4 separate regions of the Mus musculus genome follow, and all the other regions are linked to region 4. A link is a loop called in an ENCODE intact Hi-C map of the cell type or tissue named here. Cell type or tissue: left cerebral cortex. All regions are shown on one strand. Region 1 overlaps Gm46016 (a long non-coding RNA gene). Region 2 holds the start of Gm36656 (a long non-coding RNA gene). Region 3 has its middle 22 kb from the start of Gm36234. Region 4 holds the start of Gm36722.

Evidence for each region. Hi-C counts contacts between places; a loop is a spot of excess contacts. Peaks named below come from ENCODE experiments on the same cell type or tissue, not always from the same donor. Only the 100,000 strongest peaks of a DNase experiment are listed, where the experiment ranks them.
Region 1: it touches region 4 in a loop (3-fold over the local background); 2 of 42 quality-filtered maps call a loop at or near these places.
Region 2: it touches region 4 in a loop (2.3-fold over the local background); 2 of 42 quality-filtered maps call a loop at or near these places.
Region 3: it touches region 4 in a loop (4-fold over the local background); 8 of 42 quality-filtered maps call a loop at or near these places.

Annotation. Positions count from the first base shown.
Region 1 is chr7:36,171,936-36,179,935 of GRCm38, reverse strand. All of the region lies in intron 1 of Gm46016 (a long non-coding RNA gene), which reads right to left. Among named protein-coding and RNA genes, the nearest start is that of Gm46016, 4.6 kb to the right of the region's middle. In left cerebral cortex, no CTCF peak of the experiment used is centred here; DNase peaks (open chromatin) are centred at 1,821, 4,446 and 7,928.
Region 2 is chr7:36,910,397-36,918,396 of GRCm38, reverse strand. Gm36656 (a long non-coding RNA gene) reads right to left here and starts at 4,235. Exons shown (of 3, transcript XR_391270.2): 1 at 3,906-4,235; 2 at 3,502-3,670; 3 at 997-1,407. In left cerebral cortex, a CTCF peak has its summit at 3,860; DNase peaks (open chromatin) are centred at 3,016, 3,930, 4,886 and 6,185; H3K27ac peaks cover 756 bases.
Region 3 is chr7:35,897,415-35,905,414 of GRCm38, reverse strand. No RefSeq gene overlaps it. Among named protein-coding and RNA genes, the nearest start is that of Gm36234, 22 kb to the left of the region's middle. In left cerebral cortex, CTCF peaks have their summits at 3,372 (motif pointing left) and 5,766 (motif pointing left); DNase peaks (open chromatin) are centred at 3,116, 3,360 and 6,545; H3K4me3 peaks cover 301 bases.
Region 4 is chr7:36,691,556-36,699,555 of GRCm38, reverse strand. It overlaps Gm36722, which reads left to right and starts at 1,334. Exons shown (of 3, transcript XM_030243157.1): 1 at 1,334-3,699. The coding sequence starts at 1,446. The coding sequence ends at 2,693. It overlaps Tshz3 (teashirt zinc finger family member 3), which reads right to left and starts at 1,438. Exons shown (of 2, transcript NM_172298.3): 1 at 1,267-1,438. The coding sequence starts at 1,306. In left cerebral cortex, no CTCF peak of the experiment used is centred here; DNase peaks (open chromatin) are centred at 3,811, 4,105, 4,567, 7,038 and 9 more places; H3K4me3 peaks cover 6,246 bases; H3K27ac peaks cover 5,863 bases.

The sequences.
Region 1 (8,000 bases), 520 kb after region 4:
CAGAAGTACATCTCCCAAACTAAAGCCAGAATACAATTGGTGAAAATCTTCAGAGTCAAAGTCTGAACTAAGGGTCAAAAGCATGTGTCAAAATGATATTGGCTCGCATTCCGGTGTTGTTACAGGTCAGCAGTGTGCCCAGGGTGATTTGTTTCAGTCTCTAACTCTTATCTCCTGTATCTGCAAGGAAGGGGTGCACAGCCACTGATCTGTGCCCCCATTTCACCACCGAGCTGCTAGGAGAGTACATTCAATGCTGCATTACAAACTCCAGTAAGAGGCAATTACCCCCTCCATGCCTCTGCTCTCCCCTCCCCTTCTTCCCTGCCCTCCTTTTCTTTCTTCTCCCCTTTCCTACCCCTCCTCCCCTCCCTCCTCCTCTTCAGTCTTCCCCTCTCTTCCCTCTCCCCTTCCTCTCCAGTCTTCCCCTCCCCTCTCTCCCCTCCCCTCCCCTCCCCTCCTCTCCCCTCCTCTCGTCTCCTCTCCTCTCCTCTCTCCTTTTCTCTCCTCTCCTCTCCTCTCCTCTCCTCTCCTCTCCTCTCCTCTCCTCTCTCCTTTTCTCTCCTCTTCTCTCCTCTCTTCTCCTCTCCTCACAATGTCAATTCCTCAGTCACATTTTTTCCACTCCAAAAAGCATGGCTACAGCCCAATGAGCAACCAAGGGGGTGGGGGTTCATATAGAGCAACAAACCCCACCATATAAAAAACGAATACATGAAAATATCTGTTTTAAAAGCACAAGGCAAATTTGATTGCCAGTCTTGTCATAATTATGGAAGAAAGCACAATAAATAGACACGAGGTGGTAACGTGTGCTCTCTTGAAAGGGGAATTCTTGGTGATTTTCTTCTGCTTTTGCATTTTTAAATCGTCCTGAAATGGAGCAAATGTGAGGGTCTAAAAGGTCTTCACTAGTTTGAAATCCCAACAAACTCCAGCTCCCTCCCCCATAGCTAGCCCTGGGACACTGGGTAAGTCACTCAGAGTTGGGTTTCTTACCTGCTGAGTGAAAATCCTATGTTTAGCTCATGGTACCATTTTGATATAATCAATCATATTACAACTATTACAATGTCATAGACAGCCAGTGCACATTAGCTCCTTCCATTAAAGTTTTACCACATCTGTCTTCTACGCTGGGAAAAATACTTTTTCATTATTCTATTTTATATTACACATACGAGTATTTTGCCTGCATCTATGCCTGTGTAGCACACACATGTAATGCCCACAAAAGCTAGAAGAGGGCGTTTGGATCCCCAAAATTACAGGCGACCCTGAAGCTGTGTGTGGGTTCTGAGAATCCAACCCAGGTTCTCTGCAAGAGCAGCCACTGCTCTTCACTTCTGAACCATCTCTCTAGCCATGGAGACAAAGAACATTTTTAAAATCTAACATAAAGCTTTTGACGGCAGAAGGGTTGTGTCATGTATTGAGCCCTTGACTAAGGAAGTTCACGGTCCCAGGTCAGATCCAAGCAGATCAGAGCCACAGTCCACATAGAAAGCAGTCACACCTGAACCAGAGCAAAGAGCTGACCCAAATCACTCCAAGACAGGCCCTTGGTGTAGGCTGCTAGCTTCCCCAAGGTCAGGGCCAGCACACTGGGGGGAGTGCAAGGGCCCCCCCTCCTGGCTGCTGCCCCTGCAGCAGCTGGCTTGCCCATGTGATGGATGGGAATTACAGCAGTTTTCAAGAGACCAACAGAAGGCGGGCTGTGTCCTGATAAGCTGTAACAACAGTTGTAAAGTTCTAAGGAGACCGGAGGGTCCCCACAACCACACACTTCCCGCGGCTGTGGCTGCGTAATTATAGCATTGACAGCTGGGCAGCCCAGGGACATGACTGGAATAGACTAAGCCGTGGGCATATGGTACTGCTGATGGCAGGGCCAGTCTCCCACCCCTGCTGGCCAGGTTCAGCTGCATCTTCAAGGCCTGGCTGTCAGGAGACCATTAAAGGCACTGACACTGTACAGGGGGCGTGGGCCCAAGGGAGGACTAGGATATAGTTTCCAAAGCCTCTGAGGTATCCAGTGCCAGCACACAGTAGGCATTTTGCAATTACCAGTAGAGTCTGACATGGCAGTGACACATTCCTGAACACTTAGTTGTTCAGTCTGCTCGGACTGCTGAGTCTATGAGTTGAAGCCCAGGCTTTTGAGCACACAGAACACTCTCTGGTCACTGTTGGGGTCCGTGAATCACTGAAGAATGATACCCCAGACTCAAATAGTATGTAAAAGCAAAGAATATTTATTTCCTGCATTCAGAGGCCCAATTCCATCAGGAAGGAAGGACCACAACTGAATTCACAGATTCAGTTTTAAAGCCAGTAAGAGGAACCTTAGGGAAGGATAGGTGATCTATATCTTGATTGGTGGGTTCTATCTCTGGGGGTACTGGGTGATGCTATGATTGGTTAGTCTTGCTTCAAGCATCTTTGACTATTTTTGCTTTATTCAAGGGAGGTTAGCTCTTGGCCTAACTCTTGACTATGAGCTTGGCTAACTGTCCAAGCTGGGGAGGGGTAAATAAGCCTGCAGTTGTTCCAGTAACTGACTTGCCCAGTTCCAGGAAGTAGAAACTCATGCCTGGTCTCCTGAACTACTGGTTTGCAGCCTGTCATGGAGTCAGCCTGGCTCAGGCCAATTCACTCCTTTCAGTCATGACCCCTCTGAGTTGGTTCACTGGGTTCTCAGGCCATGGAATCACCTGCAGCCAGGCAGAAGAAACTCATCACCTTTCTACCTCCCTGCCTCCTACAAGACCTCCCCTTGGTTGCAGGCCATGTGTTTGTCCCCTTGTGAAAGAGGAGCCTTGCCTTCCTCACTGGACGTAGCCATTCATTCAACCACTGGCTCAATAAATTGAGTATCTATGATAGGCCAAGTGTTACTTAAAGTACTGGAGAGGAACAACTTCAGGATCTATTCGAGCCTTCAGTTTCCAAAAGTTCAGCCCATGATCAGTCCACTTGAGAGAGGAGTAAGGAGAGGGACAGAGGGAGAGAAAGAGACAGGGAGACAAAGAGATAGAATATGCTAGAAGGAGCCCTTCAAAGACATGCCCCTGAGTGGCCCACAGTTCATAGTGGTCCATACAGAGTCCATGCCCTGAACACATAAGTCTTCAGAGGGACACTGAGCCATCATGTGTCCCTCTGAAGACTTATGCTAGATACTGACCTAGACAGACCCAGCATCGGAGGACTCCAACTGGAACAAGAGAAAGGGGCTACTAAATGAGAAACTTCAGAACCAGACCCTGGATTTAAACGACTCTAAAGTGCTAAAATATGTGTGTGGTAAGGAGACCCAGGTGAGTCTTAAGAAATTAAGGAAGGCCTGGGGTGATGGCTCAGTGGGTAAGAACACTGACTACTCTGCTCTTCAAGAGGACCCAGGTTCAATTCCCAGCACCCACATGGTGGTTTGCAACCATCTGTAATCTCTAGTTCCAGAGGATCTGACTTTCTCTTCTGGCCTCCTCAGGCACTAGGCACACACATGGTGCAGACAAAAGAATCATATACATAATATAAAAGTAAGTATTAAAGAAATTTCCAGAAAGAAAATAAGGTACTGAGCTAATGAGAATTAGGTGGAGTATAGCTCTGTCATAATGTGTACTCAGCAAGTGACAGACTCAGCATGCATGCATGTGCACACACATATATGTATGCACACACAGGACTCACTGAGCATCATCAGCGTGGAGGGTGAACTGGTGGAAAAGGACAACTCTCAGAGGGACAAGCCTTGCTGAGTCACAAAGGACTCTTCATCTTAGGGGCACAGAAAGTCACTGAAGTGTAAAGCTCCCAGATGACATGGGCAAGCCCGAGTTTTAGAAGGACCATTCTGGTTTCCTTCGGAGAGAAGAGACTGGTACAAAGGAGGACCAGTTCGGCTCAGGGGTCATCTTACCAGAGACCAGGAGCCCTGGCTATTATCTATTTGTTAACTAAGCTAACAGGGAGGGAGGGAGGGAGGAGAAGAGGCAAGGCCAAAGCTTTAGGTCCTCCCATCCCCAACTATTTAACGTGCACGGGGTTGATTCTGAAGTTTTGGAAGGAGACCCACTTCCTCACATACCCCCAAAGCATTTTCACTACCCACCTAAATAGCACACCCACCTGCAGAAAGGGATATATGTGGCTCCAAGCCTCCCATCCAGAAGTTGGTCACTTTGGTGGCAGGGAAGGGAACATGGACTTCTAGCCACAGTATAAACCCCAATAGGCCAGAGGGCCAGAGATGCCAATCTGTGGGTTCTGTCCGTGTTCTCTTCTAAGGGTCCAGGGGCCTGCAGCTCAAGTGCCATATGTATACAGTTCAACACCAGCTCTGCTATTGACATGATGTCAATGGAGAGGGATGCATCAGGCTGCTCCACCACCGTGCGGATCATGTGTCCCACATTGATTAAGCTTCCTGGTCCTCCTCAGCAGCTGCTCTACTCCCACCACTCAGCCTGGTGAGCTGTTCTCCATCATGGGCTGCTAATTAAGGATTGTCGGGGTGGGGAGCTTCACAGGCAAGTCCTGAATCCTTGTCCCAGATCTCAAAAACAAATTCCCAGGACTTTGCCTCTAAAAACAAAGGAGAGGAATGTTTTCAGGGATGGGTTTCTGTCTTTTGGCTTGCAAAATGACAATATGCCCCTTGTAGGAAATGTTGAGAACAGTACATTCGTTTAAGCATGTAAACGCAAAAATGTGAACTTTGTGATCCTAACTTGTAATTGTGCTTAAATTATTCCATGTATGCTTCTGTGAGCCTGTATATGCCTCTGTGTGTGTGTGTGTGTGTGTGTGTGTGTGTGTGCGTGCGTGCGTGCGTGCGTGCGTGCGTGCGTGCGTGCGTGTGCGCGCGCGCACGCGCACGCTGTGTTGTTAAATTACAGTGTTCGTTTTATCATTCACCCTTTGTCTTTAGGAATCTATTGCTGTGATAAAACACCAGGACCGAAAGAAACTAAGGGAGAAAAGGGTTTATTTAGGCTTCAAAGTTCCCCATCACAGTCCATCATTGAAGGGAACCATGGCAGGAAATCAGAGCAGGAACCAGGATGCAGGAGCTGATGCAGAGGCCATGAAGCAATGCTACTTACTGGCTCGTGGCTTGCTCAATCTGCCTTCTTATGGCACCCAGGACCACCTGCTCAGGTGTCTGCAGTGAGCGGGTCCCTCTTGATACCAATCGCTAAAATATACTACAGGCTTGCCCACAGGCCAATGGGCAGGAGAATTATCCCAGCCTTCTTCTAAACGGATTGTAGCTTCTGTCACATTGACATAGAACTAGCCAGAACATCCTGGGACTGTTACGATAACTCTTATAATTAATACTGCAGTGAACATCCTGAGGATAAATACCTAAAGAGGAGTTCAGAAGATTTCTGATTTAGTATAGGAATGAGAATAGATTATAGAAAGGAACAGGTTATTAATACTTTGTTTTGCATTATGAATTTGCTTTATTGAAATATTGAACTTTAGAAATGTATAGATTTAAAGCAGGGAATATAGCTGCTCAGTGGTAGAGCTCCTGCCTAGAATCCCTCAGTGAGGGGCTGGGGGCGTGGCTCAGTGGTAGAGCCCCTGCCTAGAATCCCCCAGTGAGGGGCTGGAGGGTGTGGCTCAGTGGTAGAGCCCCTGCCTAGAATCCCCCAGTGAGGGGCTGGGGGTGTGGCTCAGTGGTAGAGCCCCTACCTAGAATCCCCCAGTGAGGGGCTGGAGGGTGTGGCTCAGTGGTAGAGCACTTTCCTAGCATCCATTAGATCCTAGTTTTAATACCCAGTACCACAAATACAAAGAAGTGTATTCATTTATTATCCCAGCAACAGAAAAGACTCTTTACAAGTATTCCAGATAACTTTGTCATGTAAATGAAATACCATCACCTGGACAGGTATGGTGGGACAACCTGCAATTCAAGCTCACTGGGGTGAGGAGTGGTGAGGCAGGAGAGTCAAAAAGTTTCAAGAATGACAGGGTTACATAGTTAAGACAGATTTGGGGGACACTCACTTAATCCTCCTTCTTACCCTGGTATCAAGAGTTGACACTTATTTAGATTGTTCTAATTTCTGGATCTGTGCAAATTCTTCCTGTCAGTTATAATTTGATGTCTTTTAAAGTTGAGTTCCTTTGTGTCATTAGCCACTGTGACCTTCTGCTCATGTATTTTAGATTTTTGTTGTTGTTGTTGTTGTTGTTGTATATTTACCCATTTGTTACTGATTTGTAAGCACTTGATACATGATAAGAATGCAAAAGAAGTTTTGATTGCAAAGTTACCTCTGGCTCCCTTGGTAGTGTAATGTGGCTTTGCCTATGATCTCCTTGCATGGTGAGTTGTCTTGTTCTAGGTGGTCAGGTCTTAGTCCTCTGGCCCGTGCCTCATGCTTTCACTGTCTGCTCTTGGGAAGTACTTATGTACAAAGTTCTCAGAGAAAATATTCATGTGGGCTTTTAACTTTACATTACATTTATTTCATTGTATTATACACAGAGGGACACAGGTATCATGGCATGCGTGAAGAGGTCAGAGGACAGGAGTCAGGTCTCTCCTTCTACCGTGCTCTAGGAATTGGATGAAGGCCCTTAGCTTCTCAGCTAGCACCTTCACCTACTGAGCCACCTCGATGGCCCAAATACTCATGCATTTTCTCAAACTCTTTCTGTGATTTCAAATAAACGTTCTACCAATCTGAAAATCTGTTACTGGGTATTGTACTAAGGTGAAAAAAAAAATTCTTTACAGTCAAGAGAGTGAACCAATTTAATGAACCGGATTATTCCCTTAGTTTTAAGACTTACTTTTTATTATTTTAATGTGTGTGTGTGTGTGTGTGTGTGTGTGTGTGTGTGTGTAAAAGAGAGAGAGACAGAGAGACAGACAGAGGGAGAGGGAGAGAGACAGAGGGATAGGGAGAGGGAGAGAGACAGACAGAGGGAGAGGGAGAGAGACAGACAGAGGGAGAGGGAGAGAGACAAACAGGGAGAGGGAGAGAGACAGACAGAGGGAGAGGGAGAGGGAGAGGGAGAGGGAGAGGGAGAGGGAGAGGGAGAGGGAGAGGGAGAGGGAGAGGGAGAGGGAGAGGGAGAGGGAGAGGGAGAGGGAGAGGGAGAGGGAGAGGGAGAGGGAGAGGGAGAGGGAGAGGGGATGTGGGTATGTGCATGTGAGTGCAGCTGCCTGTAGAAGCCAGCAGAGGGCGACAGAGACCCTGGAGTTAGTCCTTTACACAGTTGTGAGCTGCTCTATGTGGGAGCTGGGCAGGGAGCTGAAGTCTTCTATGAGCACAGTGTATGCTCTTCACTCCTGGGTCCTCACTCCAGTCCAAGACTTGCCTACAGATCGAATGCCACAGGCTCTTTAATGGAATACATATTTATGTGTGACTGCTTCAGCTCCCCTTGGGATGTTTCCATGGTTCATGGGTCTATTTCACCGAGAAACCAAACTATTCAAACAAATGCAAAGCTCTACCGACATCACCACATACTGTTCACCCAGAACCTCCACCTCTTCCTAATCCTTCTAGAATGCTCTTGGCAATTCTGAAACATCAAATGGACTTCAGAATAAATTTATAACTCATGAGGCCTCCAAAGACCCATGGATAGTCTCACTTAAATATATATTATTAGTATACATTAAGATTTTTCAGTAGTATCTTAGGGTTACTACTACTATGACGAAAACCATGACCAAAAGCAATTTGGGGAGGAAAGGTTTATTTGGCTTACATGTCACAGTCTATTGAGGGAATTCAAGGCAGGAACTCAAACAGGGAAAGAAAGTGGAAGCAGGCACTGATGTAGAGGTGGTGGAAGAGTGCTGCTTACTGGCTTGCTCCTCACGACTTGTTCAGCACTATTTTTTTTTATCACCCAGAACCCCACCCACAATGAGCTAGGTCCACCCACATCTATCACTAATTAAGAAAACGCACCATGGGCTTGCCAAACGCCTGAGATTATTACAGAGGCAG
Region 2 (8,000 bases), 220 kb before region 4:
CCAAAAATTAAACACCTGCCTGGGAGTGCTGCAGACAGGAAGGGGGGGCATTAGTGAGCTTGGTTGTGGATAGAGGCATGCACCCGCTGGTGCTTTTCATTGGTGCCTATTAATTACACTCAGTGGCAGGTTTCACCGTGTCAATGCCATGCATACATGTAACACATTTTGAGCATATTTAGACTATCTTTCTCAGATACTTCTACTGTTTACCCGAGTTAACTTCAACCATCATGGTCAGAATGCACACTGGCCCTGGAGTCCATTCCCCCACCTCTCCCAGAGGTGCCAATTTAACTTTCAGTGTCTTATTATATTTTATTTTATATTTAATGTTTTGTTGTCATGTATATCTGTGTATGCCTGATGCCCATAAAGGCCAAAAGGAGGTAACAGATCCCTTGGAACTACTTACAGGCAGTTGCTAGTGGCCATGTGGGTGCTGGGAATCAAACTCAGGTCCTCTGCAAGGGCAGCCAGGGCTCTTAACCACTAAGCCACCACTCCCACTCCAGCATCCCATGTCTTGTACTTCACGAGCGCACCCCTGCAGGCTACCCAGGTTTTCTGTGGTGAGACCCAGCAACATGGAAGACTCCAAAACTAGCGTTTGTGTTTCTCAACCTTCCTAATGCTGTGACCCTTTAATACAGCTCCTCATGTTGTGGTGACCTTCACCCCCCCCCACCATAAAATTATTTTTGTTGCTACTTTGTAACTTTAGTTTTGCTTCTGTTAGGAATTGTAATGTAATTCTATGTTTTCTGTGCTTTCCCATGGGGGTTCCATGGCAACCCCCATGAAAGCATCATTTGATGCCCAAAGGGGTCAAGACCTAAAGGTTGAAAACTGCTGTTCTAAAGAGTCCTTTCTAGGATGGGAACTTGCAAAATCTACACACAGCTGGATTGTACTCAGCCCTCCACCTCTTTGAGGAGAGATAATAAACATGGTCCCCTTGAATACATAATAGTTTTTAACAAAGACCTTTAATATTTCCTCCACGCGTCAGCCTGGCTTTACAGACAGGAACTTGTTCCGACTAAACAGTTTCATAAAGCCATCTCCCATTTGCTCGTGCTCACGGGCTCTCATCTTCCTTTGCCACATTTTCCTTTTCAGCATATTTCCTGTGGCTGTTCTGACACTTGACTGATGACTTGCTTATGTAAAACATAGAAATCCCTTCCCTCGAAGAAGATCTGGAGGCTAGAGATCAGAGGTCAGGTGTCAGCAGGGCTGTGCTTCCTCAAAAGGCTCCAAGAAGTATCCCTGCCATGTTTTACAGCTCCTGGTAGCTGCAGCTTGGCTTGTGGCTGCATTCCTCCAGTCTGCAACCATCTTCGCGGGGCCTTCTCTTCATCCTTCCGCTTTTCCATCTTACCCATCTTCCTCCTCTTCTTCTCTCTGATTATATTCATTGAACAAAGTAATTGGTTTCATAAATGACATCTGCATTCAATTCTATCATGTACAATGACCATCTTCAGCCCAGTCAACTGTCCTTGGCCTTGCTCAAAATATTCCCCCTTCTGCTTCTCTCTCTCTCTCTCTCTCTCTCTCTCTCTCTCTCTCTCTCTCTCTCTCTCTCTCTCTGTGTGTGTGTCCCTCTCTCTCTATCCCTCTCTCTCTGTCTCTCTTTAACACACACACACACACACACACACACACACACACACACACACAGAGTGTGTGAATATATAATATTGGCTCAACATATGACACCAACCATACATTATTTTCCTGTGTGTGCATGCATGTTCTTGTGTATGCAGGAGTATGAATGTGAACATGCACATGCATGTGTATATGTGAGATATGTAGGTCAGAGGTCAACCTTAAGTATTCATCAAAATAACCACCTTGTCTTTTGAGACAGGGTTTCTCATTGGTACCAGGGACTCACCAATTGCACTAGACTAGCTAGTCAAAGAACCCTGGAAATTGGCCTGCCTCTGCCTTCCCAGTTTTTGGATTAGAAGTGTGCCTCCACGCCTGGTTTGCTTGCTTGCTTGCTTGCTTGCTCGCTTGCTTGTTTATGTGGGTGCTGGGGATGAAACTTGCATCCTTGAGCATATGCAGTAAGCACTTCACTCACTGTGCCCTATCCTCAGCCACTGGATTGTTCTTGTTGGATTTTTGGACCTATCTGGATATTCTGGATGCTCTCCTCTTGAGATCTGTAATCACATCTCCAAAGACCCTTTTAGCAGACAAGGTCACACTTACAGCTTCTGGGAAATGGATGGCTCCTTTTGGCTGCCACCATTCAACAAACCACTATATCTCTTCACATGTAGCCCCTTTCAAAACAATGTCTCCAAATGCTGCTGAGAATCAGAAACCAGATTCTAGGAGATGAGCCCACCTCCCTGTGGGCCTACATCAGGGCTGCTTCATTTCTTTGCATTCACTTGGCTTCAGATAGGAGTCTTCCCAAACCCTCTCATTGTGCTGCTCATAGTATAAGAGCTAGTGGTGTCCTCTGTATGTCATTTTGCCTACTTATGCCATAAAATTATATTAGATTTGAAAACATCCGCTTCCAGTTTTGGTTTGGGATTTGACAGACGCACTCATTTCTCTTGTAGCCTTTAGTGTGATATCAAGCCAGGCGCACTCTGTTACTGAGGCTGCATGGTGGTCTCTTGTTGGACCACCTGCCCCAGATGTGAAGCACTATGTTCAACCAGCTCCCAGTAGCCCAATGGTGTTCCTCCAGGGCCCACCACTTATTGGCTGAGTCTTTCAAAGGTTCCTTTGTCTCTCAGGTCTTCTGTCCCTCTCACTATAAAACGATGATGAATTAGAAGCGGGCCAGTTAATGCCTACAGACTAAACCTGTACCGTGACTTGTTTTTTATAAATAACATTTTATTAGAACATAGTCCCACACATTCAGGGTTGTGTATAGTTCCTTTCATGATACAAAAGCGGAGGAGCTGTGACTCAGACAGAATGAATCACAAGTGGTTCTTTATAGCAAACGTTAGCTACTCGTCCCTGGGTCTCTTCCAGATGTATCCTGCTGTGATTCTTTCTGTGAATCATGAGTAGGGTGCTGTGGTGAGGGTGAGGTGAAAAGAACGTGTTGTTGGTGTTGAGCTGGGTGGCACAGGCCTGTAGTCCCAGTGCTGGTGAAAACAGGAGGATCTAAGGTTCTAGGCCTGCCTGAGCTACAGAATGAGTTCAAAACCAACCTAGGAAAGTTGGTAAAACCATGACTCAAGTTCCAGGCCAGGGAAGGCTCTCTATCTCAACAGAAGGCAGATGGCTGAGGAGCAACGCTCTGTTTCTCTGGCTTCGACATGCACGTGCACACACATGGGGGCGCGCACACACACACACACACACACACACACACACAAATTAAAATTTAAAGAGCACCATGAATCTTATAGCTGTACTAGCTTGGATAGCTCTTGTCATGTGGTACCCCAAGACATCTGTGCTCTTGGGGTCCATGAAGTCTGTAAGACCAACCCCTGGAGAAGGTCTCACCTGATCTCCTTCACATTTTGTCTCCCTCCAACAGACAAATAAATCATGAGGTCAGGTGACTTGCATGTCTTCTGAAAGCCCAAGACCTGAGGCAGTCCTCTGTGTCCTCAGCCACCTAAGGACACCGTCTATGTCCAGGACAAACTGTCCCCTCAGGAGTTCAAATCACCTGCGAATGAGAGCAGAGCCCCTGAGTGACTGCCAGCCTCAATCTCTTCTGTACTCCTCTCCTATTTGTTAAACAAATCCCGATTTGCCTTTTTAGGCTGCTCTTGAATTTTATGGCAACATGTAATAAACATCTGACTGCTTTTATTTCTATTTAACTTTTATCTTGAATGTCTCTGCTGTTTCAAACCAAATATTTATAGCATCGCACAGCCGCCCGCAATTCCATTCCTCACCAGCACTGTCATTTCTCCTGCTTGACGCCACCAGCCCAGCGGAGGGTTCAAGAATGTGGGAGGCAAGTGGTCTCTTATGCCCCATGAGATTCACAGCATCTGGGGCTGAGTCACTGTCTTCCTCGGGCAGCAAACAGCTTTGCAGGCAACTCTGGTCCTTGGGTTCAGTAAGGACATCTCCAGGAGCCTATGCAGCTTCGTATATTCCACATCGTCATGGCTCAGTACTAGGCTTGGCCCCGCTCTTGGGGAGATTCCCCCAAATCCAAAGGGACACCCTGTCTTGTTTATTATGGAGTTGACTTGGGGTGTTCTATTTTCTCTGTTAACTCTGAGGCTTTAATCCCCACCCTGCCCCACCCCTACCCCTACCCCATACCTCAGGGTTCAGGAGTCCAGCTTTCTGGTCCACCAGGGCTCACTTCCAGTTGTCACACCCACCAGAAAGTGCTGCCAGCACCACTACAGATCATGTGTTTATCAGGGAGCCCTGCTCCCTGCTAGTCTCTGTCCCACTGCCTTCCTACACCATGACAAACGCCTCTGATGAGCAGCTGACAGAAAGAAAGATATTCTTCTGGCATCATTTCATGAAGGTAAGCGCCTGTTGCTCCTGGACTTTTGGTGGATGTCAAAGAAGACTCAAGTCATTGCTGAGAATCGGGAAGAGTTTCATATCCCAATCAGGAACACATCCTAGTGACCTAAAACCTGCAACGCCATCATATCACTGGGTCCCCAGTTCTTGTTGAAGGAGATGTGTTGCTGGGGGAGGGCTTAAGGTTTCAAAGGCTGTTCACCATTTCCAGTGAAGAACTCATTGCTTCCTGTTGGTGACTCAGGATGTAAGCTCTCAGCTGCTGTGCCAGGGCCATGCCTACTGCCGTGATCCCTGGCACGATGCTGATGGATTCCTATCCCTCTGTTACTGTAAGCCCCAAGTAAATCCTTCCTTCTATAAGTTACTTTGGTCACAGTGTTTTATTATCACAGTCAGAAAGTGACTAATATATATTTTTAACATGCCTACACCAGGCTATGCTGGCACATTTTAGCACTCTGGTTATGCATAGGGAATCCCACACAGAGCTTTGGTGAGAATCTTCCACTTGCTTATATCGACTTTCTGATACTCCAAACCCAGTCCAAGACAAGGTATGCATAGCAACTATACCTCTAAGACAGCTTGGGCAGCCCTAAGCTGAAAGTCAAGAAGGACCTCAAGCCGGAAGCTCTTGAATGCCACCATAATGTCACAGGTGGAAAGTCTATCCCACTAAACTTTGCTTCTTACACGAAATAATTTTTAAAATATTGTATTAACTTACCTCCAGTCTCTGTGTAGAAAGGTAGAGATCGCTGTGACAAAACCTCATGACTAAAAGCACCTTAGAGAGGAAATGGCTTATACATCCCTATCTCAATCCATCACTGAGGGAAACCAAGGCAGGAACTCAAGGCAGAAACCTGGGGGTAGAAACTGAGGCAGAGGACATGGAGAAATGCTGCTCACTGACTTCCTTTCTAGGCCCATGGTCAGCTATCTTTCTTATATTACCCCCCCCTGGCCAGGGCCCTTCTACATCAATCATCGACCAAGACAGTGCCTCATGTATTTGCCTATAGGCCACTCTGATAGAGGCTCTTTCTCAAGTGAGGTTCCCTCTGCCTAAATAACATTAGTTTGTGTCACATTGACAAAAATCTAACCAGAATAATATCATTTTAGGAATACACAAATATTCTCAGCCCCCAAGCTGTTCTGAACTATGGAATACTTTTCTGGTCCCATGCCTTTCAGATTTCAGATATGAGACAGCCAGTTCCTCTTCTCATTCTCAAGGTTTGGATGACCTCCTCTAAGCTCCTCTCTCTCTCTCTCTTTGACATCCACGGAGGTCCCCACCTCTAGCATTCCCCAGATAGTCACTATTATATGCTAAACATTAGTGTCTCCTCTGTGTTTATATATATGTGAAATCTGAATGCCAGACACAATGGCTGTAGTGGGTGGATCTTTGGGGAGGTGATGAGGTCATAGGGGTGGAGTTCTCATAGTGGCATTAGTGACTTAGAAAAGGGATCCTGGAGAGCTCCCTGTTCTGGAGGCTCTATGAGGAAAAAAAGCATCCGAGAGTCCAAAAAAACAGCTTCACTCCCTAGATTTGGACCAGACACCCTGATCTTGGTCCATGAGTCTACAGATTTGTAAGAGACTAGCCTGTATTCCTTTGTGACAGCACTCCAGACAGACCAAGACAGCCAACTTCCACCCACACCAGGGTTTTTCAAACACTAGAAGAGAGTCCACTGCTTCAGAGCTTTTCTGGTCTTTTTAGTATACCCACCTACAATTCTTGGAACCCATCAGGATGAAGGGGAAATGGGAGGTAACTCCACATCTAACTGAAAGTCTAAGGGGCTTTCTGTTTCAAACACAGCTTATCAGGAAGCTTGGGTGATGCTATCTGGAAAAGATGTCTCCCTGGTAATAAACCAAGCAGTATGTGTAGCAAAAGGAATTCTCACGCGTTGCTGGTAGGAGATAAATTGGCAGAACTGTTTGAGAAAGTAGCTGAGAGTTATCTACTGACAGTGACCAAATACATATCCTACCTGAAGCACTTCATTTTGGGGTCTGATCCCAATAGAAACAAATACTTGCATTCACCAAAAGGGAAGAATTGTGGATATTACATGACTAAGAGGGAAGACCTTGGAGCAACAGTACCTTGGGATGTTCTCATCAGGAGACACAAGACTTCTAGAATGCTGGAGCCAACTCTCTGTCTCATCTCTCTCTGTCTCTCTGTCTCTTGTCTTTTTCTTTCTCTTCATCTGAGAGTCACAGATATAAAACAACGTAGAATTTCCCTTCCCTGTTTGCAAATTACACTGTGGTAAAAATATTCCAATAACAATTATGAAAAGGGAAGAAGGCTCTGTTTCTCCACTTCAATACTCTGTTTTGGAATGGACACTTAGGATGATTGAGTGTCCATCCGTGAGCCAAGACTGACATACACCACAGCAACAGTGTCCATAGAAACCCCCTCTTCTCTAATGGCCCCAGGAACTGATGTTGCTTGGTTCAATGTGGCTCACTTCTTTTTGCCAGACATGGCTCAGGAGGGGGTCATAAGTTTATTCTCTGTCTCAAGCACACTCCTGCTTAGATAGAATCATGGATCATGTCCAATTTTAGAATCTAGTATCCCAGGTATCAGGATCCCACTCAAAGCATTTGCAGTGGCTAATCCTTGTCTCTCTTCACCTGTCCAACATTTTGAAAGCATGAAACAGAGGAGGCCAACTCCTCTGTCTGTTCTTATTCTGGCCTTAGATCCAATTTAACTTCTTTCCCTCTCTTTAGAAACAAATATTGTCGTTTCTTTTACCTTCTAAACAACAGTGCTTGGCTTAGGGACGAGCCTCTTATCTGTTCAGGTCAGTGTGGTCAAGGTTATACTACTGAGAACAATCTGCTTTTGTCGCAGTCCAGTGTGTTCTGCTGTGACAGAATGCCCGAGGTTGGATAATTTATAAAGAACAGAAATTTATTTCTCATGGTTTTTCGGAATCGAGGAAGTGCAAGATCAAGTAGTATTATGGTTAATCTTCACTGTCAACCTGACTACTGTCAACTCTCAGTCCTAGGAGGCTGGAGAGGTGTGTCTGTAGGCTGTTTGCCTAGAGAAATCACTGATGAGGTATGACCCATTCTGAATGTGGGTAGCACCACCCCATGGGCCAGGACTGCGCTATGGAGTTAAAGGAAGGACAAGAGGAAAGTTGGTGGACCTGAACTATTCCCCAGTGTCTGCTTCCTGGTGACTGTGGGGTGAGTGGCTTTGCTCTGACATGCCTTCCCTGCTTCAGTGAAGTGAACATTCCGAGACTGTAAATAACATAAGCCTTTCCTCCCACAAGCCGTTTGCATCAGGCATTTTGTCAAGGTGATGAGAAATGCCATTAGCACAGGGGCCCTGTATCTAGGGAAGGCTTTCCTGTGGCATCTTCCCATGGCTGAAGGATGAGTGAGCCTGCTCCACCAGCCCACCATATCAGGGGCCTAGTCCACCGATAATGAATGTG
Region 3 (8,000 bases), 790 kb after region 4:
TCAGGTCTTTCCCAGAAACCATTTTCACTTCCTCACTTCCAGTGCCTTCCAGAATATTCCCCTTGTCTTAGCAGGCAGGAAATGCTGAGGCTTTGTTGATCTCAGTCTGCTCCATTGACCTGAGCATCACCACCTTTGTATGTAACTTATTTCGATTCTGTAGCAACCAGACGCCCCATACACCTGCCAGCATTCCCATTGTGAAAGGCAAGCCAGAGAGAGGCTGAGATGAGGAAGTCCTCACCCATGCCAAGCTGCTCAGTTACTCCCTACCCTGGCCCCCGGTTTTCCCTCATCTTGCCCTGTCCCTCCAGCTGTTCTGAACTCGCCCTACTCCTTCCTCTTCCCTCCGATGTGACTTTGGATCATAAAATGAAACGACTCAGTGTTTATGCTTCTAGCTACATTTATGTTTAAGAGTAAGATGTTGAGTTTAGTTTTAATGATGGAGGAAAAAAAAAAAAGCCTTTCAGAGGCTAGCTCACTGAAACTCATTATGTACTATAAAGGCCACTATTTAAAGATTCCGTAATTCTACTGATAATCTTTTTAAGGCAGATTTATAGCAGAAAATAGTTAGATTCTTTGACTTTAGTTATAATTTTCCATTCTGTAATTTAATACTCCCTTAGTTTATATTTGCGCATTAAAAGACGGGATCTAAAAGTCCATCATTAAATACTTTTAATAAGTGCAATAAATAAGTTTTACAGTGCGCATAAATCTAAAAACAAAACCTAACATAAATTGTTAATCTTACACTTTTTCTCATTAATTGCAATACATAAACATATGTTTTATACAAAGATATTTGCTCCAAAATAAGTATAATAAATACCACATGTATTAACCTTAATAGTTACAAGCTGTTAATCTTATATATTAGGTAATAATTTGTAATAAATAATTGTTTATTATCTTGATGTTTGCTTGTCTTGGGTTTTAGCAATATGCAATAAAGAAATGCAATTTTGAATAATTTGATTGTAGGACTACTGGGAAAATACTGTATGTTATAATTAGCTGAGAGATGGTTCTGCTCCTGAGAACCAGGAAAAAGGGGGGTTCAATAATCTAAACATATGTTATTGAGTCCATAAATAATTTTTAAAGTTGAGTTTAGTTTCAAAGAAGAGAAAAACACTAAAACTTAAATACAAATGGATAAGCGAAGCCGTTTTCCCTGAGCTTGAGCCTCCGTCTTGGTGTATGCAAAAGAGATAAGAAAACCGGAAGCCCCACAGGAAGTGCCCGGCCGAAGCTGAGACAGGGGTATAGCCACGACTCTAGGGAAGAGTGGACTACCTGTCCTCATCCACACCCGCAGGAACAACTTCGGGTGTGTGCACAAACGCAGCACCCTCCAGAGCGCCCTCAGCTCCTTGAGCGCCCTGGCAGAGAGGGGTTGGAAGGAAGGGGCTGGCTGGGAGGGGCAGGCAGGAGAGGCTGGCTGGGAGGAGGGCCTGGCACCATTCCTAAGCTTAATAGAAACCACTAGTCTTATGAGTAAAGGTAATAATTTGTCATAAATAATTGTTCATTACCTGAGCATTTGTTTGTCTTGAAGTTTAGCATTGTGCAATAAAGCTGTGCAATTTTGAGTAATTCGATTATAAGACTGACTGGGAAATATGGTGGATTATAATGAGCCGAGGGAGGGTCCCGGGGGCTGGAAACACTGATCAGCCAAACCACCGTCCTGGGCAAGTACTAGTGTCGCTACAGCTATGCAGGGGTCTGCGGACCCGTTTCTCTTGTTTCTGCCATTGAAGTGCTCACTGGACAAAGATCTGTTCTGGATGGATTCAGTCTCCTCGTTCCAGGAGTCCCAAGACAGGAAATTCAGGGCACTGGGCCTACATCAGAGCCTTTCCTGATGCTCCGTGCACAGCACACCTGCTGGCCCGATGGCCCCAAAGGCTCACCTGTAGGTGTCCTCGTGGGAGGGGCACTACCTCCAAGATGCCCGATGCATCTCACATCAGCTCCCACCCATGTCAAGTCACACCCTTGCAGACCCACGGAACTGAAGGAGGCAGCCTCAGACAGGAACAATGCTGAGGGCGAGCAAGAGCCTGTGTGCGTGGGTCACAGGCGAGCAAGCACAGGAATACAAAGACTCACCTCAGGTCTGAGAAAGGGAGGAGGGAAAGAAGAAGGGACCTGTAAGAAATTAAAGAGGAAAGGGGGTAGGGTTAGAGGGGCAGGGAGAAGGAAAGAGAAGAGGAAAAAAGAAAGAGGAGATGGCATGGAAATGTGGGCCTGTAGAGTAGGAAAAGGATAGAACAGAATAGTGAACCTATGGTGGTCTGCTGCAGATCTTCGACAACTTATAGCTGTCATCCCCCCAGCGCATGCGCAGCCAGAATGCCTTGTGGAGCAACACAGGTACTGGCTCCCCGCCGTGCGTTCCATAGCTGCTTCTGTGTTTTCACATCTCACCTTTCCACACTCTGGTGTTAAGGAACATGAGGCTGGCTCCTCTTTGCAGAGACCTTGAAAGCTGGAGTCAGGGGCGTGGCCTCAGCAGGAACAGACGAGTCGCTCTCGGAGAACTTCTTGCCTAGATCTGGACCTCAGACAGAGCTGGTTCCAGGTTCTCAGCACCAAGTTCTGTGAACCTGGGGCCCAAAGCCCCTGAAAATAAGACACCTCCTTATCTGCCTTCCATGGGAGAGCAATCCTGTCTCTCTGCCTGGGGCACTATTCGGGGACAGGCTGGAAGAGTAGACTTACCCACCTTGTTTCCCACTCTTCCACACAAAAAGCACACATGGACACTAAGCCCAGAGCTGCCCTTTTCCTAGAACCTCAGAGGGAGGGGCCCCTCCCACCCCATCCAGATCTTGGAGAGCTCTCTAAGGCTCCAAAGGGTCCCCAGAGCCCTGCCCCAGCAGCAGCTCATCCGAAGAAGCAATTAGGGGGATTGTCAAGAGATAAAGGCTAGCCCAGACTTCAGGTGGGACTCAGCCTGCAGCTTGGACTACCGTGCCACCCCCAAAAGATGACATGTAAAGCTCCTTCTCCTTGCAAATTCAAAGGGAGGCGAAGAGTGTGGGAAAGTCTGCTGGCCAGAGGCAAGTATTGCAAGGCCCTATGAGGACCTCTGGGGATATAAGGAGCCATCTCCACTCTCTGGGCGGCGCTGGGGCAACTGCGGGAATCATGCAGCCAGATGAAGCTCATAAATTTCCCCTATGAACAATTGTTTTCATTTCCCTCCCATGCCACTAGATATTATAAGTGGAAAGCAAAACACAAGTAAATATGTTCATTCCACTCTGTGATCGGTGATAAACGAGAGGCTGCGCCGGCTGACAAAGGTCATCAAAGCCGCCAGCCCGGAGTCTGCGAGCGGACACTGCCACCCTCCGGCCATGTGAGAAACTGCATCCGCTGCCGCCACCCGGACTCCACAGCCCTCCCCAGGCTGTAGGCACCTGCTGTGAGCTCCTTCCGCAGAGGTTGAGGGCTGCCATCCTGCATCACACAGGACATCCAACACATGACACATGCAAATGACAGAAAAACTATAAAGCAAGGCAAAAAAAAAAACCCTCAAATTTAAAACTAGCCACCATCCCTAATCACCTCTCTCATGAAGACAACTTACTAACATTTCAGTCTGTTTGGCTTCAGTTTTGATGAGGTAAATGGGCATAGGAAAAGAGCAAGGCTTTTTGTCTGAAGACCTGATGTTTGACCTAGTGTTCAAATTAAAGTAAATTCTGTAAACAGCTGGAAAATACCTTTTTAAGGGCTGCATAATATTTTCAATTTTAATTTCACTAGTATTACTATTGCTAGTGGCAATGCACTGTGCGTGTGTGTATGTGTGTGTGTGTGTGTGTGTGTGTGTGTGTGTGTGTGTGTGTGTGTGTGTGTGTGTGTGTGAGTGTGTGTGTGTGTGTGTGTGTGTGTGTGTGTGTGTACGATGGGAAGAGGATGTAGGTATGGAGGTCAGAGGATAATCTGTGGGAGTCAGTTTTCTCCTTCCACACTGTGGTTCCCAGGGATCAAACTCAGGTTGTCAGGTTTGGCCGGCAAGCATCCTACCAGGATAAGCCACGGGGCTGGTGGGGTGTTTTAAGTTGTAGGTGTACCAAGTTCATTCCCCCTCTTCAATTGTTTACGTCCCTGCAGCTGATACGGAGGCTAAAACCTTTTATTCAGAAACCCTTCTTCATATGACTTAAAAACTTAAAGGCAGAATTACTGAATGAAATGAAATGTGTATTGCTGGCATGCTAATGCCCTCCCATCCATCCTTTCAACTTTAATATCAACCCCAGGCAAAAATCCAGTTCAAGCTTTCTTGACATTTTGCCACATTTATACCAAGGTCCATCAGAAAAAAAAAAAAAACTGAGGAATCTCCAAGAAACATCTTTTTTGTCAAAAACAGGGGCAAGTGATTAAGACCTATTCAGTCAGATATTAAAAGACAGGAAGCTACGGAACTGAGAAATCTGAAGCCCACCCAGAAGCAGCTGGAGCCAGGTGCTGACAGTCAAACTCGGGGGTGTGTCCTCACTGTGGGAAAACGATGGCTGACAGGTAAAGATGTGAGCACAGCCTGACTAGATCAGAAAACAAAACCGGCATCTTCCTCCAGGATTCTCCTGCCTAAAACCCTGTAGGGATGAAAGATTGGGGTTCTGAAGTGGCACATGGAGGCTACGAATCAGATATGAAAGGGAAGTCCTTTCTGTAGGCAATTCCAAAGGCAAAGACTGGGGCAGAAATAGTGGTATCTGGATATAGGGGGCCCACCTATAGCTGAGTGTGGTGATGCACTTATGTATAAAACTCTCAAAGAATAAGCAAGAAAACATCACTTTGAAAAAGATAGCTAGATTTGAATTGTAAAAGTGAAAAGGCCCTTCTGTCAAAAAAAAATATATAATTTCCGAGATTGAAAGGCAAACCAAAACCAAGGAGAAAAAAAGTATTTTTGACACACGTAATGGAAAGTTGAATGCCCCTAATGTACTCAGCTTCCTTACAAGTGAATAAGAGATATTTCAATAGAAAAAAAATGGATTGAGGACATGAATAGCAATTCACAAAAGAATAAATACAAATGATAAATATGCATAAAAGATGTTCAACCTTATTAGTAATCAAACATATGCAAATTAAAACAGCAGGGAAAGTGCGTGTCTGTCCCCGTGTTGGTAAAGACAAAAAAAAGGTGGTAGAGAGAGGTAGGAAAGCGAGGTGTCACCGCCCTGGTACGAGGTGAACTAGGCAACCTTGAAGAAGGATACTTTGTGATAAACACGTGTAACCCCAGGACTTGAGAGGCTGAGGCAGGAGGATGGGGAGTCTCAGGTTAGCCTGGGCTACATAGTGAAATCTATCCTGTCTTTAAAAAGAAAAAAAAAAAAAACTCGGGATTCAGATATTTTGTTTCCAAAGGAACCAATCAGTGATATACATGGGGATTGGCTACACTGTGTTCTTTCCTCCCAGAAGCGAGCCAGGGTCCAACAACAGAAGGGAACTTGTATTCCATATATATTCGTGGGATAGGGAAATAGAAAGTGTGACATTGGGTATAAACAATAGTGTAGAAATGTTGCGAACTTCTAAGATTTTTTTTTCATAACTGTTTTATAGCACGGAAAAAAAAACCCAAGTACAGAAGCTAGAGAAATAGCCCAGCAGATAAGCTCAGTGGCTACAGGGGACTTGGATTCAGTTCCCAGCACCCACATGGTAGGTCACAGCTTATAACGAAGTTTCAGGTGATCGGATGCCCCCTTCTGGTTCCTACAAGCACTGCAGACTTGTGGTGCACTTATATACATACAGCCAAACACTCCTACACTCAAAATAAAAATAAATTATTTTGTTTTGGGAGCCAGCCTAGTCTACATAGTGAATTCCAGACCAGCCAAGGCTACATAGTGAGGGAAGAAAAACCTTTTTAAAGCAAGGCAGAAACAATGAAATAATGCTTCATACAACAGTGAAAGTTGCTAGGTTATCCATCCCAAACCAATTACCGGTGAGATTTCAAGTCCTTTGTTTTCCAGTGGCCTTTTATTTTATTTTGTTTTTACCCTTCCACATTTAGCAATGTCCTACATCTACCACTTGAGGATTAGGAAGTCAGTGGTTTGGGGTTTCCTCGAACCATCATACTGACCACATGACCACATGACCACTGCACCATGTGATCATCTTCTTTCATCTGTTTGGGCATCAGATGGTCTTGGAACACATCCCAGAGCCAGGCATGTTCTAAAAGCCTGGTGATCCCCTGTTGAGGAAGTTGGAATGAGTTAGTTAAGCAGCTCGGTGGGATGGTGTTCTGATCCCTTCTGTGGGAGCAGACACTAGGGGCAGGAGAAGAGAGCTAGCCCTAGGAGGGAGTTCAGAGATGGCTGCTCTGCAGAGATGAAGGTAAGAAGACCTGAGCTGCTGGGCGGGATGGTGTACACCCTGTAAGCCCAGCACTCCAAACGCTGAGGCAGGGGGCTGTGAGTTTTACACTAGTCTGAGCTATGTAATGAGCCATTCTACTAAAAAATTTAAAAAGTGATGTGGGCTGGCAAGATGACTCAACACAAGCCTGATATCCTGAGTCAGACGCTTAGAAACCATGGTGAAAAAAAGAGAAATTACTCCAAATGTTTTTGTCTGACTTCCATACACACAGTCACACATGTACCACCACCATCATCATCATCTAAGCAATTTTTTTCAAAATATTTTTACTAATTCCTTAAGAATTTCTTTGAGAATACAATGGATTTTGATCATATTAACCCCCCCCCCCAGCTCCTAGGTCCATCTTGACCCACCCCACCCCCACCCCCACATCCACCCCCAACTTCCTATCCTTTTTGTTCTGCTTTATTTTTTATTTAACTAAAGGCATTTCATGAATGTCTTCAGGGCACAGATTGCTCAGGTGTGTTTGGAGGGTTTGTTTTTCCATGAAGTCAAGGTGAGCACTTCATATTTACACAAGAAAGAAATCTCTGCTGTCCCTACTAACCCAGGCTAAAGGGACTCGGTCCCCACCTCTCCTGGCTTCCTACTGCCCTGGTTCTGTGCACCATGTCCCCTATTTCTGAAGAAGGCCCATCATCTTCCTGAGGCATCTACCCCTTCATAGAACCACTGAGGTCCTGGGGGCTAAGAAAATTGTGCCAAGGACCCTGAATGCAGAGCTGGAGGTGGCTCCTATGCCTTGAGGGGACTCTGGCACTAGGGACCATCTCCAGGCAAATATGTCAAAGGAAACTGTGACTCCTGTCATCCACACCCAAACCAAAAGCCAGTGAGCTCCAGAAGGTGACATAAAACACGGGCGTCTAACCAGCATCCTGATACCAGTCTGTGTAACAGAAAAGGCACAAAGACTCTAGGACAACTGGGTGCAGGGTTGGGGGCCCCAGTGTGGTCTTTCCATTCATTAACAGAAAACCTATCCATCCCAAGGTTTATGGTAAATGAATGGCATCCCCACCAAGCCAAAAGCCTTCTTCTCAGCAAAGGAAATAATGACCAGGGTGAAGGGAAAACCTGCAGGGGACAGGGTGGGGGTGGCTCTCTTCACAGATCCCATGCGGGATTGATATGTAGAATATGTAAAGAACTCAAGAATAAAACACCAAAATTTCAAATGATCAACTTAATGAATGAGGAGCTGGAGAGATGGCTTAGACTTTAAGAGTACTGGCTGCTCTTCCAGAGGACTTGACTTTGTTCCCAGCACCCAACACAGTGGCTCATAACTGCCTGTAACTCTAATTTCAGAACTAACGCCCTCTCTGGCCTTCATGAACACTGCACACATGGGGTGCACATAAATTCCCCTGGGCACACACTAATACATATAAAATAAATTTAAGAAAACATAATCTCAAACCAATCACGGGCAAATGAACAGAACACAGTTCTCAAAAGAGGCATTAAGAATTCATGAACAGGGCTGGAGAGATGGCTCAATGGATAAGAGCACTGACTGCTCTTCTAGAGGTCCT
Region 4 (8,000 bases):
GGTCTGATGGCAATCACCAGCAGCAGCAGCCTGCATAGCACCATCACTAGCCTGTATCCCACCAGCACGTGGAACATTACCTCGGTGACCCTTCTTCGCTCAGCCCTCCCCTCTTTTATCAAAAGAGAAGTGAGAAGAAAGAAGATTAAAGAAAAGGACTCCTAAGCAACCTTCCCCTTCAGGCAGCGTCTGAGCCTCTGCACGTCTGAGTGTTATTCATATCAAAATACATCACGTCCATATGTGGTCCTCTCTCGGCAAGCCGCCCCAAATCCCTGAAGTTGCACTGACAGGGCCCTCCTGACGTCACGGAGCTTGGCCTCACTATTGCAAGTGATTTATTGATGTTTATTGGGAATGAATAGATCAAAGGCACAGGCATGACGGGCGATCAATCAGTCATCAAATCAAGGGTGGCAACCGGCCAGAAACCCTTCTTCCAGCCAACGTGCCCCCAACCGACATTATTGCAAAATAATGTTATGTGTGTGGGTTTTGTTTTGTTTTCAATGAATCTCTTTTCCAGAAGGAAAAAAAAAAAAAAATCAGCTCAGTCCTAACAGGAGTTGACGTTCCTGGCAGAAAAAGAGAGGGAGGGGGGAGTACTCAGATATGTCCCAGAACTAAGTGCTAGAAAAGGGTAGGGAGCAGCAGCGGAAAGAGAGGGAGGGGGTAAGAAGACATTCAGGAATGGAGGAAATGTCAGCATCCAACACTGACCTGACAGTCATCTGACAATACCCAGACCCAGTGCGCTCTGGTTTCCACCGCTGTACCGGGTTTGGGCCCAATAAATGAAGAATCAATCGAATTAGCAGTAAGGTGGCCAGAGGGATCCGCTAGCTCACTCTTGCTCGCTCTGGTCCCGGTAGTCACCGGGTACTGCCCGGGACAACGCGGAAGATGTCCCAGAGAACTCAGGTGACCCCGCCCGCCCCCCACCAAAAGGCACGGGTTGGAGAGCGCCTTCCCCGCTGCAGCCGGATCGGCAGAGGCGGGGACCTAAGCCGGCTCGGTGGTCCCCAGGAGGGTGTGCGAGCCGGTCGAGCGAAGAACATAGCGGGGCAACTGGGGGGCGCGCGCACCCGGGCAGGAGAGCCCCGAGCCAGCCGGGCTCCCGGAGTTACTCAGCGCCCGCAGAGACAGACAGAAAATGAGAGAGAGGCGAGGAGTGCGGCGAGCAACGCGGGGGCCGGCGGCCCAGAGGCGCGGCGCGAGCAGAGGAAGAGGAGGAGGACCGGAGGAGGAAGGGGAAGCCGCTCGTACCTGCTGCGCGCCGGGGCGCCTGCTGCTTCCTCCTCGGCATGATGCTTCTCCCGCGACTGCCACCGCCGCCGCCGCCGCCGCCGCCGCTGCCGGGCTGAGCCGAGGGAGGGAGGGGCGGCGGGGGGGGGGCGAGGCGGGCCTGCTCGCAGCCTCCCCCCCGGAGAGCGGCCGCCCGCAGGATGCTGCTGCGCCCCGGCTCTCCGCGTCCCCCCCTCGCTGCGCTCCGCCGCGATCCCCGAACGTGCGGAGGGAAGGAGGGCGGGCAAGGGAGGCGCGGGGAAGGAGGAGCGCGAGGGGGAGGAGGAGGCAGAGGAGGAGGAGGAGGAGGAGGAGGACCGCGCTGCCGGCGGAATGGGAAGTTTGACAAATCGCTCCAGAGGCCCGAGGAGGAGGGGGCGGGGAGGAGCGGTCGCCCTGCCCCCCCCCCGCCCCGTCCCCAGACGAGGTGCGCGGGGTTCGGGGCTGGGGGGCGGGGAGTGAAGGAGGAGAAGGCGGGCAGAGAGATGAGAGGAGGAGCCCAGGAGCGACCCCGGTCGGTCCTGCCCCGCTTCCCGCCCCCAGGCAGGGAGGTCAAGGCATGGGGGGGGGGGGGGTGGAGGGGGGGCGCAGCCGCCGCCGCCGCGGCCCGGGGCTCAGCGGTCCAGTCTTCTGCCCACGGCGCGGCTGGAGCGGCGGCGTCGGCAACAGGCAAGCTTAAAGGAAAAGGAGATGATCGTGTCACTCGCCTGCCCGCGGAGGCGCCCCCAGCCTGGGTCCTGGCCCGGACGCCTGCCCAGGGCCCCCCGCCCAAGTCCAGACACCCGGAGCTGGCCCTCCGTCTCCGCCCCGAGCGCTCTCGCAAAGGCGCGGGGTCCGCCCTGCGGAGCGCGTCCCGGGGCGCCCACAGCCCCCGCCCATCCCTCTTCCCCACCCGGTCTCAACCCCGGGCTGCTCCCGGCTGCCCCTCCCGGCCCACACTCCTCTCCACCCGCCGCGTGCAGCCCCAGAGCGCTCCCCTAGTTGGGATGGTACCCCTATCAAAGATGCCAGGGCCCCGGGGGTGCCCTGGAGAGAAGATGTGCGGGCTGACATGGGTGTGGGCTCTGGGTCTTCCCTCCTGGGACCTACAGTGGCTACCTCCTTCCGTTCCCCCACCCCACCCCCGCCACAAACTTTCCCAGGCTTGTTTCGGGGGTAAGCATGGGAGGGGGCACCTCCAAGTTTCCTTTACTGACTTTGGGACGATCACCGTCTCAGCACCCCGCGTCTCGCCCCCTTGGGCTACTGGCCGCGCCCCCCACCCACTGCGTCGGAGGTTGCCAAGGCGGGAACGGGGGAGGGAGAAGAAACTCGGGTTCCCCTGCCCATCCCCCGCCGGGGTGCGCCCTGGACAGGGTACTGCCCCAGCCGCTCCCAGCTTAGGGGCAGTTCTGGACGAAGGGGATTGATTATTGATTGAGTGATTGGGGTCGCAGAGGCTCCGGGCAGACTCGGCCGATGTGCCCCGGGAAGGAGGCGGCTGGAAGGCTGCGGTGGCGACAGGGCGACGTGGGCTCACTTACTCTGGTGGTGAGGGCGCGGGTGGGCTGGAATTCACGCGGGCGACCCTCGAGCGGTGGCGGCTGAGCGCCAGCCAGAGCTTGAGAGGCGCGGGCGGCGGCGCATCGATGCGCTGCGGGCTCGATTGCGTCTCCCTGGGCCAGCTCTTAGGCCGGGAATGGGGCGGCCGCGGCGCAGCGGGCTCTGGGCGGCGGTGGCTGGGGTGGCCTCTGGGCCCCCAGCTCCCGGGAGCAGCACTATATCTGGGTGCTCCGGCTGGGACCCTGAAACCCACGTGAGCCCCGAGGCCCACAGTCTACCCGAGGGCCGGCACCCTGCGCCCCAGGACTAGCTGCCTGAGCGCACTGGGAGCTGCAAACCCTGGCCTTCCTTTCTTGCTTCTTTTTTTCTTCTTCTTCCTCTTATTTTAAACTTATTCTTCTCTTCCCTCTTATTCAGCCCTGTCTCTTTTTCATGCTTTCTTTGTGGTTGGTTTTTCAAGTTTGTTTTAAAAGTTCACAGCGTGCTTTCTTTTTCTTATAGACCAGGAGACCAAGATCTCACCCTACCGGTAAGATCAAAAGTCTCCGCTCGCCCCCGGCCGGCCGGCTTGGGCTGGGTCCAGACGCCTCCCTGAATGCAGATGTGTGGCTGCTGTCCTCCGGGGCTATAAAGCCGGCTCCAGCGCCTAGGCGCTCGAGAGTTGAGTTAACCCGGTGTGGATCCCGGGCGGAGTCGAGAGCCAGAAGCCGGCTGCGGCTGAGCTCCCGAGCTGCCTGTGTGTGTGTCGCGTACCCGTGGGTGGGTGCGCCTGGGGTGTCTGATGCCTGCGGCCTCAGAGGCCGAAGCAGCGTCTCCTCCAGGCCGTGGAGACGCGGGCCTCGGCGCGTAAAGCTTCTTGCGAGCGAGGGATCGGTGAGTCGTCTGGCCCCGCCGTTGGCCTTACGGTTCAGGTGGCCGCGGCGCCCCTCTGACCTGAAGGAGGGTCGTTGTCCCTGGAGGTCAGACCCAGAAGGTCTGGCTTACATTCAAAGCGGGGAGAGCCCATCTAGGCACGCCGGCGGCGGCGACGTGTTCATAGCGCTGGGTACCACGCACCGGGAGTTCGCCCAAAGGATGCTTCCCTCTCCCTTTGCTTTCTTTTGGTGCTCTCTCAACCTTCGTTCTCTCGCTGCCCACCCCCACCCCTCATACCCTCGTGCCGTGACCCAAGCGGCTCCCCTGTCGCCCGTCCTCACCCCTGCTTGCCAGTGCCTAGCCCTCCCTGCTCAGGCGCCGCGCACTGTGTGATCCGCCCTAACATCTGTCCGTCCAACCATTGGCGCATCCATCAGTGTCAATGGACTGCACATTGCAGCGACAGCCTGTCACGCACAACACGGGCTGTGCGGAGTGCACGCTGCGACCACACTGCCTTGCCCGATGGGGCACTCAAACAGACTCGGCCGTCTTGGCACCGCCTGGATTCCCATTTCTGCTGAGTTCTTTTAGCTACATGCACCCATTCACCTTTGGGGGATCCCAACATGTGCATAGTTTTTCAGGTCGTTCTACGGATGGAACATTGAAACAGCGAAAGTAGGCAAGGTCAGCCTACTCCTTATATTTCCCTAGGATTTATCTTCCCTTCTGCTGTAAGGTTGGGTGTAACTAAAAGAGAAGGGTTCCCCAAATTCTCACCCAACTCAAAGTAGACCCTGAAGCTACCTGAATGCTACCTGAATGCAGGACCTTAACTTCCTTAACCTGGCGAGGTACTAGGTTGTGGGGTTTGCCCCTCTGCATCTAACAAGATTTCAACAATAAAAACTTTGTATAGCCGGGCTGACCGCTGTTTCCAGGGCCTGACATGGAGAAATGCCAACTGATGGACTCTCCGTGAAAATGAAGGGCTCTGTATAGGAAGAAATGGCGTCTGGTAGTAGTAACTCTGAAGTTCACATGTCATTACAGGGGGGAAAAAAAGGGCAGAGCCATATGTTTGAGAAATCAGAGCTTGCAGATAATTCCTGGCTGCCGAGGCTGCATTTTCGAGTTCTTCCTATTGTACTTCTTTGGTTTCTGCTCCTTCTGGATCTACTCAGATGGTAAACACACAAGCACAGGTGTCCCCATGAGTCTGTCCCTCCCAGAGGCCTTTCGATTCTTTAAGAACCTCAGGGGAAGGGTGTGTGTGGGGTCCTACTTCTCTGACATCTGAATGAAGTCTGCCTGGCATTTGACCTGACTTTATTATTGTAAATATTTTCTGTCGACTATCCCGACGGCAAGCAACCCTTTCTGCAGTTCATATCGCTGTTAGGGGATCCCGATGGGAAAAGAGCCGCGTTCAGGCAAGCGCTAAGGGTTGCTAGGTTCTGGGAAAGGCCAGAGAAGTGTTGCATAGGCACGCTCAGGACAGTAACCTGTGCTGTAAGACGTCGCGGCTCCTTGCACCGCCTCATCCAGCGGTCCAGCTGTTTTCTCACTCTACTAGAGGGCGGAAAAGCCTGAGCATGGTAGAGGATATAGAATTCTGTGAAAGATCTACTATGTAGAAATCGTTCCCTCTACTCTTCACAGAGACGCGGTTATCTTTTTAAAAAGCAACAATGGGTTTTCAGTGTCTGTGCAAGTACCTAGGAACTTCTGGTCCACTTTGAATTATGCTGGGTAGTAAATGTCTTAAGTTAAATACGTCTACCTTTGGGAGGTGCCGCGTTTCTGAGAATAATTTCTTAAACCCCTAAAAATAGACAGAGGAAGGAAGGAGATGAATAAAGAGAAACATCCAAACACTCAGTGCCAGCCCATGGGGGAAACTGAGAGTTGGCATCTCGGTCAGGAGACTCACCTTGAAACTGGGTGGTCAGATTATGACCCCTTCAACGTTCCCAAGAGCCAAAGAGGCAATCTTGACCACCCCTGAGACTGCATCTAAGACTCAGAGGTCCTCTACCTCCTGCTGAATCTCCAGAAGACTCCCAGAGAGAGTTGTCTAGGTCAGGGGTGAAACACCCTACCAAGCTTTTCCAATTTTGAGCCCTGGGTTTCCATTCCTGGGACCGTTTATCATAAGTTTCATCCACCTTGGCTAGCCTGAGCCCCTTGAGGGTGAGGTATACCAATTAGAGACATGGCTCAAAACAGTGTTCTGAGGTGCAAGGAGTCTAGCCCCCTGCCCCCACTGCCCAGTATACTGTTTACAGTTGTATGATGGGATGTAGTGGCTTGGCTATGCCTGGAGGCAGACAAGTTTGTATTCTAGATGGCCGCTAAATGACAGCCCTTCTGGTCCTAGGAAGGCTGGAGTGTCTCTTAGTTGAGTGCCCACCTAGAAGAAAAAAATCCTGAATGCCATCATTCCAGGACCTGGAGCTAGGGCTGGCTGGTGTCTCTCAGCCTAAAGTCTGACCTCAGACGGGGGTACATGCTGAGTCCGTGGAAGGATCATCTTGAAGGACAAGGACTCTGGGAGACTTTGGTGATAGCATGGGCCTTTGGCAACAACCCAGGGTTGCGCCCTGACAAGAGGCCCCAGGAGTAATTCATCTCCAGCCTGAAATGGTCAGAAGCCTAATGGACCTGCTTTTTTCCCCCTCACTTTTCTGGGTTAGGCAGTGGTGGAAAAATGCCATGAGTCCTAACATTACTACCTCAACCTGGCACTGGGCTTCAGTCCCTGCCAGAGCCTGAGGTTAGGAGGGCCTGAGTCAGGCTTTAGCCTGTTTGCTAAAGGTACTTTCTCACAGCAGGGAAAGTTTGTTTCTCTTTTTCCTGGTAGCTTTGTTTTAAGAAACCAGATGTTTTGTTTGTAAATTCTCCCCAAGAACGTTTACAGTTTGAACTTGAAATAAACCTTTGAAAATCAGGGCGGTGGATTAGGTAGATTAATGCCACTTCTCTCCAGCTTCTGGAGAGCTGTATCAGGGTGCAAGGAGAATGAGACTAAGGGTGGGCGACAGTCGTGTAAGAAAAGGAAGAGAATGGCTTTATGCAAAACCAAGAATTATAAGCACCTCCCAAATCCAACACAGGAAGACACAGCCACATATGCAGGCACACACTTCCATCCCCCTCCTGGTATCGTATCTAGTTTGCTAATTTCTTATGTCTTGGGACTCAGAAGAAAAGACCCAACTTTGACTACATGGCCAGTGCAAGTCTGTGGGTTTTTAGCTGAACTCTGACTTAAAAGCAAAAGGGCTGTAGGGCTTCCCAGGTAGCCTGGCTGCGGGTGATCAGTCCCGGGATTCCGGGATGCAGATGGGGCAGGTTGGAAGCTAGTTCACTAGATTAGCGAGGACTTTGGTTATAAATCCCAGAGGTAGAGCTTTCCATCCCCCAAGAAAGCTGGTGCCTGCTGCTTCCCCTTCCTTTTGCTTCATCCCCACTCCCCATCCTAGATTCCTGGGCAGTTAGCTTAAAGAAAATCTCAACAGAAACTAAACCTAACAGCAGAGGGACAGGAGATGATCTTGGGTGGGGTTGGGTCTAGGCGTAAGCCAGGCAGCTTCGTTATCCACTGTGCCAGTCCCCCATCTCTTCTTCCCTCCCCCAGCCCTATTTTCAAATACCTCCGTTTTCTTCCGAAATGTTTTTTCATTCGTTTACCGAAGTTACGGGAAAACTTTTTGGAGATCGCCGGTTAAATGGAGAAAACTGAAAGTCTTTGTACTTCGGTCTTAACAGGACAGAGCTGCTTTAAGCTCCTTTCAAGAGCAGAGTTTCCAAGGAAAATGCCCTTTGGTCAGACTCCTACCTTCGGACTTGGGTTCTAAGGGAGAATTTTCTCCAAATCCCCCCTACATCATTGCATGCTCTCGCTCCAACTCCACTGAGTGAAATATATTTATAGAAACCATTTGGACATTTAAAAACCAAACAAAACCTATATTCAAGATAGCTGATGCTGGCCACGTAGAGACTCACCCTTGGCCAAGAGTGAGACTCGCCCCTGGCCAGGAATGGCTACTTCTTTGCTGATGGGGATGTGGGAGATGCCCACCTGCTCCCGCGCGGTGGCGGGAGCTCGCGGATGTTAGTGACCCGGTGCTGGTGTGAACTCGGCTCTTTAGTTCTTCCGCTCTTCGAATAAAGGGGGGACAAGGTCCCATCAGTCAAAACACTGCGTCATTGAGGACCAAATAGAGCCCACCTTCCTAACAAGATGACCTCAATAACTGGATAGGGGAGTTCCCAGACCACGATAAATCTCATTCCCCTTTCTCTCTTCC